Linked DNA regions of Homo sapiens: region 2 is linked to region 1. The links are chromatin contacts, found by Hi-C or POLR2A ChIA-PET in ENCODE. All regions are on one chromosome and are shown on one strand. Each heading gives the region's core, a stretch centred on a gene start or an enhancer-like site at or near the end of the contact. The rest is flanking DNA. Distances are from core to core; before and after follow the strand shown. Region 1 has its middle 22 kb from the start of PNMA6E. Region 2 holds the start of TREX2 (three prime repair exonuclease 2).

What was found. Hi-C counts contacts between places; a loop is a spot of excess contacts on that map. ChIA-PET counts read pairs that join two places held with the same protein, here RNA polymerase II (POLR2A).
Region 2: a loop to region 1 is called in a map of dorsolateral prefrontal cortex, with 2.5 times the contacts of the local background. The contact joins the promoter of TREX2 here to the enhancer-like site in region 1. A Hi-C loop is called at or near these places in 2 of 168 maps with a recorded cell type or tissue (dorsolateral prefrontal cortex and mammary epithelial cell). POLR2A ChIA-PET finds 5 or more read pairs at or near these places in 1 of 52 experiments (activated CD8-positive, alpha-beta memory T cell).

What each region holds. Positions count from the first base shown.
Region 1 is chrX:153,375,714-153,382,825 of GRCh38, forward strand. No RefSeq gene overlaps it. Among named protein-coding and RNA genes, the nearest start is that of PNMA6E, 22 kb to the right of the region's middle. Within about 2 kb of position 5,023, at least 6 of the 41 ENCODE cell types and tissues checked have a DNase peak (open chromatin) inside an H3K27ac peak, as active enhancers do; they include dorsolateral prefrontal cortex, where a contact is called at or near this core.
Region 2 is chrX:153,441,108-153,447,668 of GRCh38, forward strand. It overlaps TREX2 (three prime repair exonuclease 2), which reads right to left and starts at 4,949. Exons shown (of 2, transcript NM_080701.4): 1 at 4,902-4,949; 2 at 3,366-4,388. The coding sequence starts at 4,323. The coding sequence ends at 3,613. It overlaps HAUS7 (HAUS augmin like complex subunit 7), which reads right to left. Exons shown (of 10, transcript NM_001385482.1): 10 at 6,561.

The DNA of each region.
Region 1 (7,112 bases), core at 3,773-6,272:
GGCTGTGGAGGAGTCAGGCCAGCTCTGCCACCCCTGGAAAGCATGGCCCTCTGGAAGCGTGCCCCGTTCCCCAGGGTGGCTTTAAGCCCAAGAGGGCAGATACGGCTTGCAGCGTCCAGGGCTCTCAGTGGCTGCAGGCAGAGGGGTTTGGAGACTCTGGCCTGCCAGGCAAGCTGGGAGAAGGCAGTTGGGGTGGTCCAGAGGAGAGAGGGCCAGCCCAGTCAGGAGACCTGTGGCAGAGTCAAGTCAGCCAGGTGGCTGGAGAGGAGGTGGGAAAGAGATCCTCAGGCCTGAGCCACCTGGCCTGGGGAGTGCACACAGCCCTTTGGAGACCAAGGAGTGGCCTTGATTTCATATTGAAGCCAACATGGCTTAATGTGTGCTCATACAAAATAAGCAGAGAAAGCAAATGAAACAGGAAACAGGACAGTTATGAGAGCGCTCCCTCAACCCCTAACTGGCTGGGCCCCAGGGTAGTTCCTGATGGACAGATCCCTCTGCCATGTCACCCCTCTAGGCAGCTGTAGCAGGCCTTGCCCTCCGTGGGCTCCAATTTGGATTCAGTGGTTCCCAGCTGGGCCAGGGCCTTTCCAATCCTTCCTGTTCCCAAATAAGCATAATTAAGTCCTGGATACATGGGACTCGGCTGTTACAGGGATTAAAGCCTCTAGGCTTAGTTCTGACATTCCATTCAGATTGTGCTGTAGATCCCTGCAGAGAGCAGAATCTTCCAGAGGGGAAAACTCACCCCTGGCTGTGCTCTCAGGCTTCTGTCCCTCATGTAAGGCTCAGGGTCCATGTGGCCAAGTCCACTGGACATGCAATGGCCTCCAAAAGATGTCCACGTCCTCATCCCTGGAACCTGTGAATGTGACCTTATATGGCAAAAAGAGACTTTGCAGATGGGATTTAGTTAAGGGCCTTGAGATGAGGAGATGAGTGTGGATTTTCTGGGTGGATTATCTAGGTGGACCAAACATAGTCACACACATCCTTAAAAAGAGAGAAGACTAAGTGATGGAACACAGAGAGGTTGGAAGGTGCTGCTGGCTTTAAAGACAGAGGGAACAGTCAACAAAGTGAAGAGACAACCCACAGAATGGGAGAAAATATTTGCAATACATAAGGATCTCAAAAAACTCTACAGGAAAAAAATCTAATAATCTAATCAAAAACAGGCAAAAGATTTGAATAGACATCTCACAAAGGAAAATATAAAATGACACACAGGCATATGAAAAGATGTCAACATCGTTAATCATCAGGGGAATGCAAATCAAAACTACAATGTGATATTACCTCACCCCAGTTAAAATGGCTTATATCCAAAAGACAGGCAATAACAAATGCTGATAAGAATGTAGAGGAAAGTACACTGTTCATACGCTGTTGGTGGGAGTGTAAATTAGTACAACCACTATGGAGAATAGTTTGGGGTTTCCTCCAAAAAACGAAAAATTGAGCTACCATACGATCCAGCAATCCTACTGCTGGGTATATACCCACAAGAAAGGAAATCAGTATATCGAAGAGATGTCTGCACACCCATGTTCATGGCAGCACTGTTCACAATAGCCAAAATTTGCTAGCAACCTAAGTGTCCATCAACACAAAAGAATGGATAAAGAAAATGTGGTACGCATACACAATGGAGTACTATTCAGCCATAAAAACGAATGAGATCCTGTCATTTGCAACTACATGGATGGAACTGGAGGTCATTATGTTAGGTGAAATAAGCCAGGTACAGAAAGACAAACATCACATGTTCTCACTTACTTGTGGGATCTAAAAATCAAAACAATTGAACTCATGGAGGTAGAGAGTAGCAGGATGGCTACCAGAGGCTGGGAAGGGTCAGTGAGGGGCTGGAGGGGGAGGTGGGGATGGTTAATGGGTACCAAAAATAGAAAGAATAAATAAGACCTACTATTTGCTAGGACAATAGGGTGACTATAGTCAATAATAACTTAATCGTACATTTTAAAATAACTTAGAGTGTAATTGGATTGTTTATAACTCAAAGGATAAATGTTTGAGGGGATGGATACCCCATTCTCCATGATGTGCTTATTTCACATTGCATGCTTGTATCAAAACATCTCATGTACCCCATAAATATATACACCTACTACGTATGTACCCACAAAAATTGTTTTAATTATGGAGGAAGTGTCCGTGAGCTAAGGAATTCGGCTGGAGGTGCTGGAGGTGTGAACTGGAGAAGGTGTGAACAGGATTCTCCCCTGGAGCCTCCTGAGAGGGTGTGGCCCTGCTGGCATCTTAACTGTGGCCTAGTGAAACTGATTTGGGACTTCTGCTCCCACCACAGCCCCCTGTATGAGCTTAGGGCCCTTCACTGCACAGACTTCTTCTCAGGTCCTGGGAGGGGTCCCAGAGATTTTGTATTTGTAATTTTATATTCTTTTCCTTAAAGAGGTCCCTCCAAATTCATAAACTTTAGGCTCCATAAACTGTGGATCCACCCCTACCCTGCCTAAACCACCCACCAGCAAATGGAATGAGACCCCCACAGGAGGCTTCCAGTGGTAGGCAGAATTCTAAGATAGCCCCCAGTTCCCCATCCCCTGGGGTACAAGTCCAATGTGACACCCCAGGTGGTGAATCTGAGGGACCATCACCCCTATGATCGGGTTATGGTACATGGCACAGGTGACTTTAAGAAAGGGAAGCTCTCTTCAGTAGGCCTGACCTAATCACATGAGCCCTGGAAATCTGGGTCTAGAGGCCAGAGACAGAGAAGTCGGGGAGTCCAGGCGTGAAAGGGGTTGAATGAGACAACAGCTCTTCTGCCGGCTTTGAAGATGGGGAAGCCCAGAGCGGCCCCTGTTGACAGCCAGCAAGGAATGGGACCTCAGTCCGATAGCCACAAGGAGCTGAATTTGGCCAAGAACCTTCATGAACTTGGAAGTGGGTTATTCCCCAGAGCCTCCAGATAGGAGTGCAGCCTGTGAGACCCTGAGCCTCAGACCCAGCCACTTCATGCCCAGAGCTTCTGACCCACAGAAAGGAGTGTTCGTGACAGCTGCTAAGTTTGCGGTAATCACTCCCACAGCAATGCCTAACTAATCCCCTTACAATGGCAATTCGGCCCCTGGCGGGAGGGCTGAGCATGTGACCCCAAGATAGGGGCCCTGCCAGCAAGGGTGACACAGGGTGGGGTAAGCAGCTACCCCAAATGCAGATGGGACCCCTGCAGATTATAGTGCAAATGTCCCTTCCTCCAGGGACTCTTCTCTGCCCTTTCTCCTCCTAGATGACACCAGAACTCCTTTTCTGCTCTCAGAACACCTGGCATTCGCCTATACATCACTGTCACCACTTGTAGTTGTCACCTAACTGGGAAGTTACTTTTTAATGTCTAGACCACTGCCTCCACAAGGGCAGGAAGGCTGGCGGATCTTGGCTCACTGCTGTACCCCAGCACCCAGCATAGTGCCTGCCCTGGCACACAGTGGGGACTCAGTGAATGGGGGTGGGGGATGGGTGCATTCGCTTTCATCCTCTGCCTGTAGGTCCTCAGTTGCGGTTTCATGGAGCGGCCACGTTGAAGGCAGGGGAACAAGGGGTGGCGGGAAGTGCTGAAGGGGCGGTTGAGGGGCAGTCCTGGAGTCTGCATGGTGAAGAAAGGAGGCCTGGAAGAGGTTGGGGCCAAGGTAGGCGGGGACAAGGGCTGTTGCTCTCTCCCATCAAGGTCACGGGGATGTAGAGGAAGGAAGAAGAGGCTTCCATTGAGAAAGGGTGCTTGGGAGTGGGAGGTCGGTGGGCAGGTCCAGGGTGCACCCATGAGAGTGCGGGAGCAAGGGGGATAAACAACAGCAGGGACACTCCAGACAAGCATGACTAGATGGGGCAGGCCTAAAGGGGAGGAGTGCAGTGCCAGACGTGACATCGCAGGGCAGAGGGGGTGCGGCCCCTTCGCCTTCCCACTGTGGCACATGGGGCCATGGCCTTGGATGCATGCCAGCCTTGCCCAAGGCAGGAGGTGGAGGAGAAGGCAGACGCAAGGGCCAAGGGCAGGGGCACAGTGGGAGGCCTGGGGGAGGAGGAGAGCCCAGGCAAGAATGCAGGGCCGGGAGGGAGTAGTGGGGAGAAGACTGCTGAGTGCCCACCTCCAAGGGCCGGGAGGTAAGGTGGAGGGATCACTGGGGTCACCTGGATGCCGAGAGTGGGGTGTAGAGGGAGTTTTCCATCTCCTTGGCCAAACTCTGAGTTCTATGTCTGTGCCCTGAGCTCCTAACCCGGGGCCAGCCCAAGTGGGTGCTCCACGCATGGTTGTGTCATCAACACCTACTGCACAGAGGCAGAGGCTAAGGGCTGGGGTGCCTCGAGAACCCTCATGAAGCTCGTGGCCTCAAGAGAGAAAGAGATGGGCATCATGCCAGGAAAGAAGTGGGGCCTGAAGCAATCTTGCTGGTGACAGGAGCTCTGAGGATAGCAGGGATCTGTCACAAATCTTGCTGGTGACAGGAGCTCTGAGATAGCAGGGATCTGTCACAAGCTCTAACACGTCAGAGCCACTCGTGACACTCACCAATGTGAGCCTCTGTTTCCTAACATGTCCAACCATTTCCATCCTGCCTGCTGCACGAGGCCGTGGCCCATGTGCCCCTCTTCTGTAGAACGCTCTCTTGCCTCGCTCAGGTTTCAGATTCAGGGTCACCTACTCAGAGCCCCTTCCTGGAGCCCAGCTGCCAGTCATCTTTGTCCTGCTGGGTCACTTCACAGTACTTCTCCCAGTCCGTTCTTTTTTGATGGCCACCTCCATGCGTCCCCTGGGCTCTCTGGAGCCACATCCACCCAGCTTACCAGTGTGTCCCAGGACCCAGCCCCCGAGGAATCAGCAAAGGGAATGGCTTGTAAGGAGGAAATGAAGTGAGGTGAGGAAAAGCGCCCAGCACTGCATCTGCTACAAAGCGCTTCTGGCATTTCCTTGAACCATGAGATGCAAACAGATTGTAAGTTTAGGAAAGAGGAAAGTTGGTAACCAAAGCAGTGGAGCTGAGAGGGTTTCCTGGCAGGCGGGCTGTAATCCCTGGCCCGCATGGCCACGGAAGCTGCCTGCAGCCCTTCCTGGGCAGCCGTGCACAGACTGGCGGCCCCAGCCTAAGTCACAGGACTCTGAGTTAGAGCATGTTTCTGTTGGCCGAGCTGTCACCCAGGATAGCTGTCCTTGTCAGCACTGGCCATCCTCCCAGTTCTCAATCTCGAGGCCTCGGGGCTCTGCAATAGAAGCCACCAAAGCAGGTGGAAAAGAGGTCAGCTGACCTTCAAGGGGCCACTGAGGGCGGCCTTCAGGCCAGAGGGTGAGACAGAGGTGGCCTGTGAGGGCACCAGGCACCCAATGGGGATGTGCGCTGGGCTATTTGAATCTTTTGACAAAATCTGTCACCTAGCTCCTCTGGGCATCAGCAGAAGGTGAGGGTGACCTCCCCAGGTGATCTCGGCCTCCTTTCTGGCTGGATACTGGTGACGTGAATACAATGCAGCTGGGCCCCCCAGAGACCCATCACCTGCCATTGTCTGGGAGGTGGACTTAAAACTGACTTTCAAGGCCTCAGACAGGCACCAAAGGCCTTTTCTCCTGGGAAGCAACAGTGGGGTTGGAGGAGTCCCAGGGGAGACGGTTCAGCTATTCACCTTCATGAAGACCTCACCCCACAGGCTGGAGGGCCCCAGTTCCTACTTCTCTCCTTCAGCCCAAGCCAGAGGCCTTGGGGACTCAGACCCACAGACCGCATAATGGCCCCAAGCCCAAGCTTACTGAAATAGAGGAGGCCCTGCTGCCTCTCTCTGATTTCAGGGGGCCAGAGAAGAGAGGTGTGAGAGCTAGGGGGTCACCAACAGTTGATCTTGGGCTGAGAAATTAGGAAAAAGATCAAATCCTAAATGACAAGATTTTCTTCTAGAACTACCATTCGCCTTTCTTGGTCCACAGTGAGCTCAGATGGACTAGGAGCATCGCAGGGCTTGTTTATATAGGGAAATGCTCCTGGCGTGGATTTGTGGACTGAGCTAAACTCCTGAAGCCAGGGCAGGTGGAAAGGCTCCTGTCATGTGCACGTTTGTCTACCAGTGGCGCCATGTGCCTGGCTGGCTCTGGCTGGCCAGTTACATATGTTGAACTACCAGGGGCTCTGTGTCTTTTAAGGACATGATTCCAGATTCCACTGGAGTCAAACCTATTTCGTGGTGCAGAGTCGCTGGGCAACTAGCAATCTGCATGTGGTTTTCATCGCAAATCTCATCTCCCATGTCAGATGAGTAGTCTGCTGTTGCCGTGGTGAATCAGTATTATACTGTGACCTTGATTCTGGGCAGAAATGTACGTTGCCTTGACCATGATTACACAAAATACGTTGTCTAGGAAACAGCACAGTTCCGAGAACAGGAAGGGCTAGATAATTCTTGGCTTTGCTTGGAAGCCACACAGTGTTACCTTGTACCCAGCGGGGTCTCAGCTTTCCTTGGAGGCCCCTCTGCTGTCTCTGTGTGTGACACAGACAGAGAGGCAGGACAGAGCCAGGGACAGACAGAAAGGGGGAAACATCAGAAAGTCACAGGCTAGGGTGAGCCTCTGCAGCTGCTGTGTGAGAGCTGCTGGGGAGGGGGCCAGGCTTCTGGCCTCTTGCCCAGTCTCTGTCACCCAATGCAGTTCCAGGACTGGGGAGGTGTGGCACTGTGGGAGGGCATCACCCACCTCTGGGAAATGTTGGTTGCCTGGCTCCATCTATGGGAAGCTCTGCAAATACATGCACCACAAACCCCCCAAATTCCCCACACACAAACACACACACCATACACCCCACACACACCACACATGAACACACAAACACACCACACATGAACACACACACCACACAGACCACACACAGCACACACCACGTACATCCCACACATGAACACATGCCACACACCTCACATGAACACACACTACACACATCACACATGAACACACACCACATATGAACACACACACATCACACACACCACACATGAACACACACCATACACCACATACCACATGGACCACACACATGAACACACACCCCACACACCCCACATAAATACACCACACATGAACACACACA
Region 2 (6,561 bases), core at 3,699-6,198, 65 kb after region 1:
GCTGCCCCATTTTCCCTTCCCACCAGAAAGGCACGGGCACCCCCGGTGCTCCACATCTCCTCCCTGGTAAACCAACACTTGGTGTGGTCAGTGGTTTTTGTTTTACCCATTCTAATAGATGTTAAACGTCCAGGAATTTTGAGAGCTAAACAAACACTATCATTATTAAAAAGTTAAATTATGTAAACTGACAAATTATATGAAAAATAAAGGAGATACTCAAAACTCACGTCTTCATTATTCGAGCATGCTTTACTGTTGCTGTGTGTTGACACCTGTCAGATGTGTGTGGTGGAAATCCTGGAATCTCTTCCCAAGGTCACCTTCAGTGACTTCCTGTTGGTAGCTTAAGACTGGCCAAGTGGAAGTATTATACCGCAGAGCTCGGCATGCCACGGCATGCCAGGGCTTGATGTATTACTGCTTTGTTGATTGCCTAGACTTTAGAAAGAGGTGAAGAAAATGCTAATATTGCAGATTAAACTGAAGAATGCTGGGTCTGCGGCCATTACATTATAAATAGCAAAAAAATAAATAAAAATAAACATTTTCGGTATTTGAAAACTATCATCCAATTAAGCAAAGAAGTTGCTCATCTTTGCTGCTTCATGTTTATCTTACTCATTAAAATAAATGAAAACATCAGCCAACATGTATGTGGGAAGCACAGCTGTCCATCCATCGCACTCAAGTACAGGGTACAGATAACAAGAACTCAGTAAAAGTCAATGAAGGTATTTTGTGAGTATTCATTGGCCATGTGGAATTTACGGCGAAGAGTATATTGTGTATTTTGTTGCATATTTTATATATATTGTGGATTTTATTATTTGTAAATTGTGTGTTCATGTATATGTATGCATGTGCCTGTGTGTATAGCCTGTGTGTATATAGAGAAAGAGACAGGGGAGGAAGGGAGAGAGATCCATGCCTACATACATACGTGTACATTTCCTTTCCTGGAAAGCTGGTTGTTAACCATTTATAAGCACATTGCTGCTTTGAGGCAGCAGAGAGGCAGGTCACAGCCTGTCTGGGCAGCATGGTACGCAAGACGCCTGGCCTGGCCAGTCTCGACATGGACTCGGGGAGGGCGCCCGAGGCCAGGCCACCGTGAGGCCAGGGGAGCCCAGAGTGATGAGAGAGAGGCACCTCAGCCCAAGACAGGTGAGAGGGCCCAAAACCAGAGACCCCTCCACAGAGGCGGCAGCAGCCAAAATCAGGCTGTCACCTGCCTGTCTGTCCCATCCTGGGGTTGAGACCCTTCTAGCATGCCCAATGAGAAGGGCCCCACTTGGTGTCACCTACCCAGCAGGTCAGTGGCAAGACCAGGTTTTTTTTCTTGTTTTTGGATTTGGAAGGGGGGTCTCACTGTCGCCCAGGCTGGAGTACAGTGGTGCCATCATGGCTCACTGCAGCCTCACTTTCCCAGGCTCAAGTGATCCTCTGGCCCTCAGCCTCCTGAGTAGCTGGGACTACAGATGTGTGCCTCCACTCCTAATTTTTCTTTTTAATTTTTGTAGAGATAGGGTCTTGCTATGTTGCCCCGGTCAGTCTCAAACTCCTGGGCTCCAGCAATCCGCCTGCCTTGGCCTCCCAAAGTGCTGGGATTATAGGCGTAAGCCACCATGCCCAACCAAGGCCAGGGTTTTAAGGGTAACACCTGCTGGATTCGGCTGCCCAGCTGGAGCCTGGCCAGTAAGATAAACAGAAGCAGGCCCTGTCTGGGCACCAGGGGATCTGGGGGCTCAGTGTCCCCTACTCCAGCTTCTGTAGGGCCAGCCCAGGGCTTGTGACACTCTCCCAGGTGATGCTCTCCTCGGGAAGCTTGGCTGTGACAAGATCTTCTGGTTACTAACCACATTCCCAAACTAGGTCCTGTGGGGCTTCCCCAGACCGTGCCCCCTCCCCTCCCCTGCTGCCACTGTCCTTGGCCAGGCCCATAGCTCTCCCTCCCTCCACCAAAGCCCTCCATGCTCTGCTTCTGCCCGCCTTGCCGTCGCTGTCCTCTCCAGCCCATTCTCCATGCAGCAGCCTGATGTGGTTTGGACGTTCGTCCCCTCCAAATCTCAGTTTGAGATGTAACCCCCAATGTTGGAGGTGGGGCCTTGGTGGGAGGCGTTTGGGTCATGGGGTTGGATCCCTCATGAATGGCTTGGTGCCGTCCTCACCTCCGCAAGGAGTTGAATTCTCGCTGTGAGTTCACCTCCCCGCCTCTCTCTTGCTCCCCCTTTGCCTTCTGCCATAAGTGGAAGCTTCCTGAGGCCCCACCAGTTAACAGATGCCAGCACTGCTGAGCCAAAATAAACCCGCTGTCTTTGTAAATGACCCAGCCTCAAGTATTTCTTCACAGCAACTCGAGAACAGCTCGGCACGCAGCCCAAGCAGCATATGGCAGAAGCCTACACCAGACTTTTCCCCTCTCCTGCTCATGACCCTCCGCGGCTCCCCGCTGCCATCAGGGTCAGGCCTGGCCCGGGCCACAAGGAAGGTCTGAGGTGGTCACTGCCTGTGCTCTGGCCTCACCATCCTACCACCGTGCACGCTGCAGTGGCTCCAGTCATTCTGACCTACTTAGGGCTTCCCAGATTGTCCAGCTGGCTGGAGGCTCAGGCTTTGCTCATGTGAGTCACTCTCAGGCGTGGCCACCCCATCCCTTCTTACCTGACCCAGCGTTGGTGACAGGTCTCTCCCCACCCATGAGGCCTCCCAAGACTGGAAGTGCCTCAGGGTGGGGCCCCTGAGGCAGGTTAGCAGGGAACCCAAAGCACAGTGCGGTGGCCAGAAGCTGCCCTCCCACCGAGCGGCCTCCTGGCCCTACGGGGACACGGGCTGCAGGATAGGCTCCCTTCCAGGGTCACCCTCACAGCACCAGCCACCCCACCTCTGCTCCGTGCACCGTCAGGGCCCTTAGCATGTACATGTACATGTGCATGCCCACATGTGGGGGCACCTCCCTTTTCCCCAGCACCCCGTTTCTTAACATTTCACCCTGTTACCACTTCACAGAGCAGGGACAGAGACTCCAGGTCCCACGGCGGGCAAGCGCTGCAGCTGAGCTTTGTGCCCAGGCAGGCGGCCGGCTCTGTGGGCTTAAGGCCCTACTCATGGCTTCTTTGGGCCTCTGGGGTGACAATGCAGATGGGCGGCAATCAGCCCACAGCCACAACCCATCAGCCCTCAGACCAACCCAAGAGCTTGACGTCTCCCTACCCAGCCACCCACGGTCCTCACCGCGAGGAGAGGCCATAGGGGGGCGGCCCTGGAGGTCTTGTGCTGGCCCCTGGCATGGCTCACCGCCTGGCCCTGCTCAGCAGGGGGTCGAGGGAGTCCAGCCCCTAGTATCTGGCCAGCTAGTCGGAGGGTGAGTAGTTGGCAATGTTTATTGGGAAACAGCAAACTCTGCTGGGCACCCAGGCCAGCCGGGAGAGCACGGCCCTGGAAGCGGGGCCTGGAGAGGAATCCAGGGCCGTATGGCTGGTCAGGCAGCCAGGGAAGGCCTGGCAGGTGCACGGACCTGAGGCTGCCCAGATAGGAGGAGCCGGGGGTGGTAGAGGCCAGCTGAACGGTGGAGGCTGGCACTGTCCATGGCACAGGAGGTGGCCCTGGTGCTCAGGCCTCCAGGCTGGGGTCATCAGGCGGCAAGTACATGGGCTCGATGTGGGCCCACCCACGGGCCTGCTCATCGGCCCAGGCGAGCAGCTCTGCGGCGCGGTGCAGGAAGATCAGGAGCAGGGTGTGCACGTCGCCCTCGGCTGAGTGGGCTGCGCTTGGCTCTGCCCGGAAGTAGCGGTGGAAGAGGCTGCCGAGGCTGTAACCCTGGCGGCCCCGGGCCCGGGTGCCGTGGCTGTGGGCGCGGTCCAGGCCCCGCAGGGCCGGCAGCGTGTCCAGGCAGACAGTGTCCCGGGGCAGGCGGGCACCCAGGCGCCGCAGCTCGGCACACAGCAGGGGGAAATCATAATCAAAGCCATTGTGGGCCACAAGGCAGATGGGCCCTGCCTGGCGGCTCAGGAAGGCCTGCAGCGTCCGCACCACGGCGCCATCAAAGCCAGCCTTCCGGCATCGCGCCAGGCCCTCACTGCTCAGGCCGGTGATCTCGCTGGCCTTGGCAGTGAAGGGGCGCTCCGGGCACATGCACAGCGTGAGCTTGTCCAGGACCCGGGGCAATACTAGGGCACCAGACTCGTCGTGCTCCGGGTTCTCCAGGGAGGAGCGGTGGACAGCAAAGAGGGACAGCTCGGCAATCTCGGGCTCCACACTGGGGAGCCCAGTGGCTTCCAGGTCCAGGAAGACAAAGGTCTCGGCCCGGGGTGCCTCGGACATGGTGATGTTCCCACGGGGATAGCAAGTCCTCAAACTGTCCGAGCGAGAGGCACAAACCCTGAGGACTGGAGAGAGGGGTTCGCCCGGGCCCTGCTGTGTACCATCCTCCCCCTAGCCAAAGCTCTGACCCTTCTGGGGCTCACTTCCTGCCACCCCCGACCACAGCACCTGTGACCTTTGGCTCTGGGAGCGTCAGCCCCACTCCTGTCACCTACTGAACAGAAAAGGCAGGCCTCAGAGCGCTCTACTGCCTGCCTCCAGCCACAGTCCCCAGCAGGGATTGGGAGAGGCAGAGGCAGCTCAGGGACCGCACCTTGGCGGGGTCCAGCCCCTTCACCGGAATGCCTTGGCTGGGAACCTGGGGCATAGCACACTGGGTCTCCAGCCCTGGAACCAGCTGCCGGGAAGCAGGCAAGCAGCCACCCGAAAGAGCCCATGCAGTGCACCCAGCTCCCGCTGGGCTCGACCTCCCCACCCTTGTCCCTGGCACACAGGTGCTGGTCCCGAGCTGGCCTCTGCCTGCTTGCCCCCAGGCTCCCGGGGAGACTGTCCTTGCCAACCCCACCACACCAGCTTACCTGGGGCGGGCACTGACCGGCTTCCTGGGCTTCTGGGCACCTGTCGCCACACAGGCTGCTCTAGGCGGCCTTTAATCAGCGGCCGCAGCCCGCCCCCAGCTGCCTGTTGGCCAACAATGAGGCCTGGGGCCTCAGGACCTGCGCAGCCGGCTCGCTCGCCACCCCCTCGCTAGCTCACAGCCACTGAGACACACGCCCCGTGTTTACAAATTAGGAAGCAGGCCCCGAGCTCTTCACAGGCACGGGGAGGAAGCCAGAGTGGTGCGGAAGGCAGTAACCTCCACCTAGCCAGGCTGTGGCTGCCAGGCCTGGCAGGCCTGGGGTCAATGCCTCCCCCATGCTGGGGCCAATGCCTCCCCCATGCTGGGGCCAGTTACACAAAGGCAACAGGTCCTCTTTGCCAGGCCTCAGTCTCCCCGTCACTGGAGATCAGGTGCCGCTCGTGGGGATGAAGCGAGCTCTGGAGTGTGACCAAGGTGCCCACACATGCCGTGCTCAGCCTCCAAAGGGGAAGGGGTGCTCCCCCAAAACCTAGGGATGGGGCAGCCTCGGGAGATGCTATCTGCTTTAAGGACGTCGCTTCATCATGTCTACCGTGCACCTAACAGTGGCTGCTGGGGAAGGAAGGGAGGTGGGCCTGGCCCGGGAGCTGTGCAGGCCGCAGCTGAGCTAATGCTTCCTCCACCACAGATAAGCAACGTTAGGGGGTGGGCCAGGAGCGCCGGGACTACAGGAGGAGTGAAGCCCAGCCCCTCGGACCCCAGGCTCAGGGACCTGCCCTGTCTATCCCGCTCCAGGCAAAGGGCACCAGGTCCTTCCCGGTCCTGCGAGCAGTGGCGCCCTGAAGACCTCATTCTGGAGCAAGAGACAACAGCCCTTGATGGTGGGTGCACTGCAGGGCCAGCCCCATGCTGGGGGCACAGAGAGGTGACCAAGAGGAGTCCCTTGGCCTATAAATCAGGTGGTGCACCTGCACCATGGTGACCACAGGCCTGCCCGGCCTCCCACCTCTCACAGTGGTGGCTGGGGGATGCCTCAGGCGACTGGGATGGAGGGGGGTCTGGCACCTGGCTCCTCCTGGCCTCCTTGCCTTGTGTGCCCACAGGGACCTTGGGGAAGCAAAGGAGATGGTGCCAGGAGGGAGCAGGGTGGGGCGGGCAGCAGCAGGTACAATGGCCCCAAGGAGGCAGAGGCCCTACCAGTCACGCCTGTTCCGGTACTCACAGGGAGGGAGGCAGCTGTGACAGGCACACTGCTCAGGGAGATACTGGGTCACCCTGGGAAGCCCAGACAGCATCTTCCTGGACAACCAGTCAGGCTGAATTCCCCAGCCCAGAGCTGAGCGCCCAGCCAGGGAGGAGCAGGAAACTGGTACCCCGCGGGGGATCCAGGGGCACTCAAGGAGGGCGGCTGAGGGGTGCGTCTCGCACAGGACCCTAAGGCCAGCCGGGGGAGGCGACAGTGGGTTCTCTGCTTTCAAGTGGCTGGCAGCAGCAGGGAGGAGTGGAGCCACAGGAAGAGGACGCAGCCCAGGCCCGCCAAGATGACAGGAGGGCCGCCGCCAGCCTGCCCAGACCTGGGCCACCTGAGCAGCTCAGGACAAGGGGAAGGAGAGAGACATAGAGCTGAGGAAGCAGAAAGCAGGCTGGAGGCAACTGCT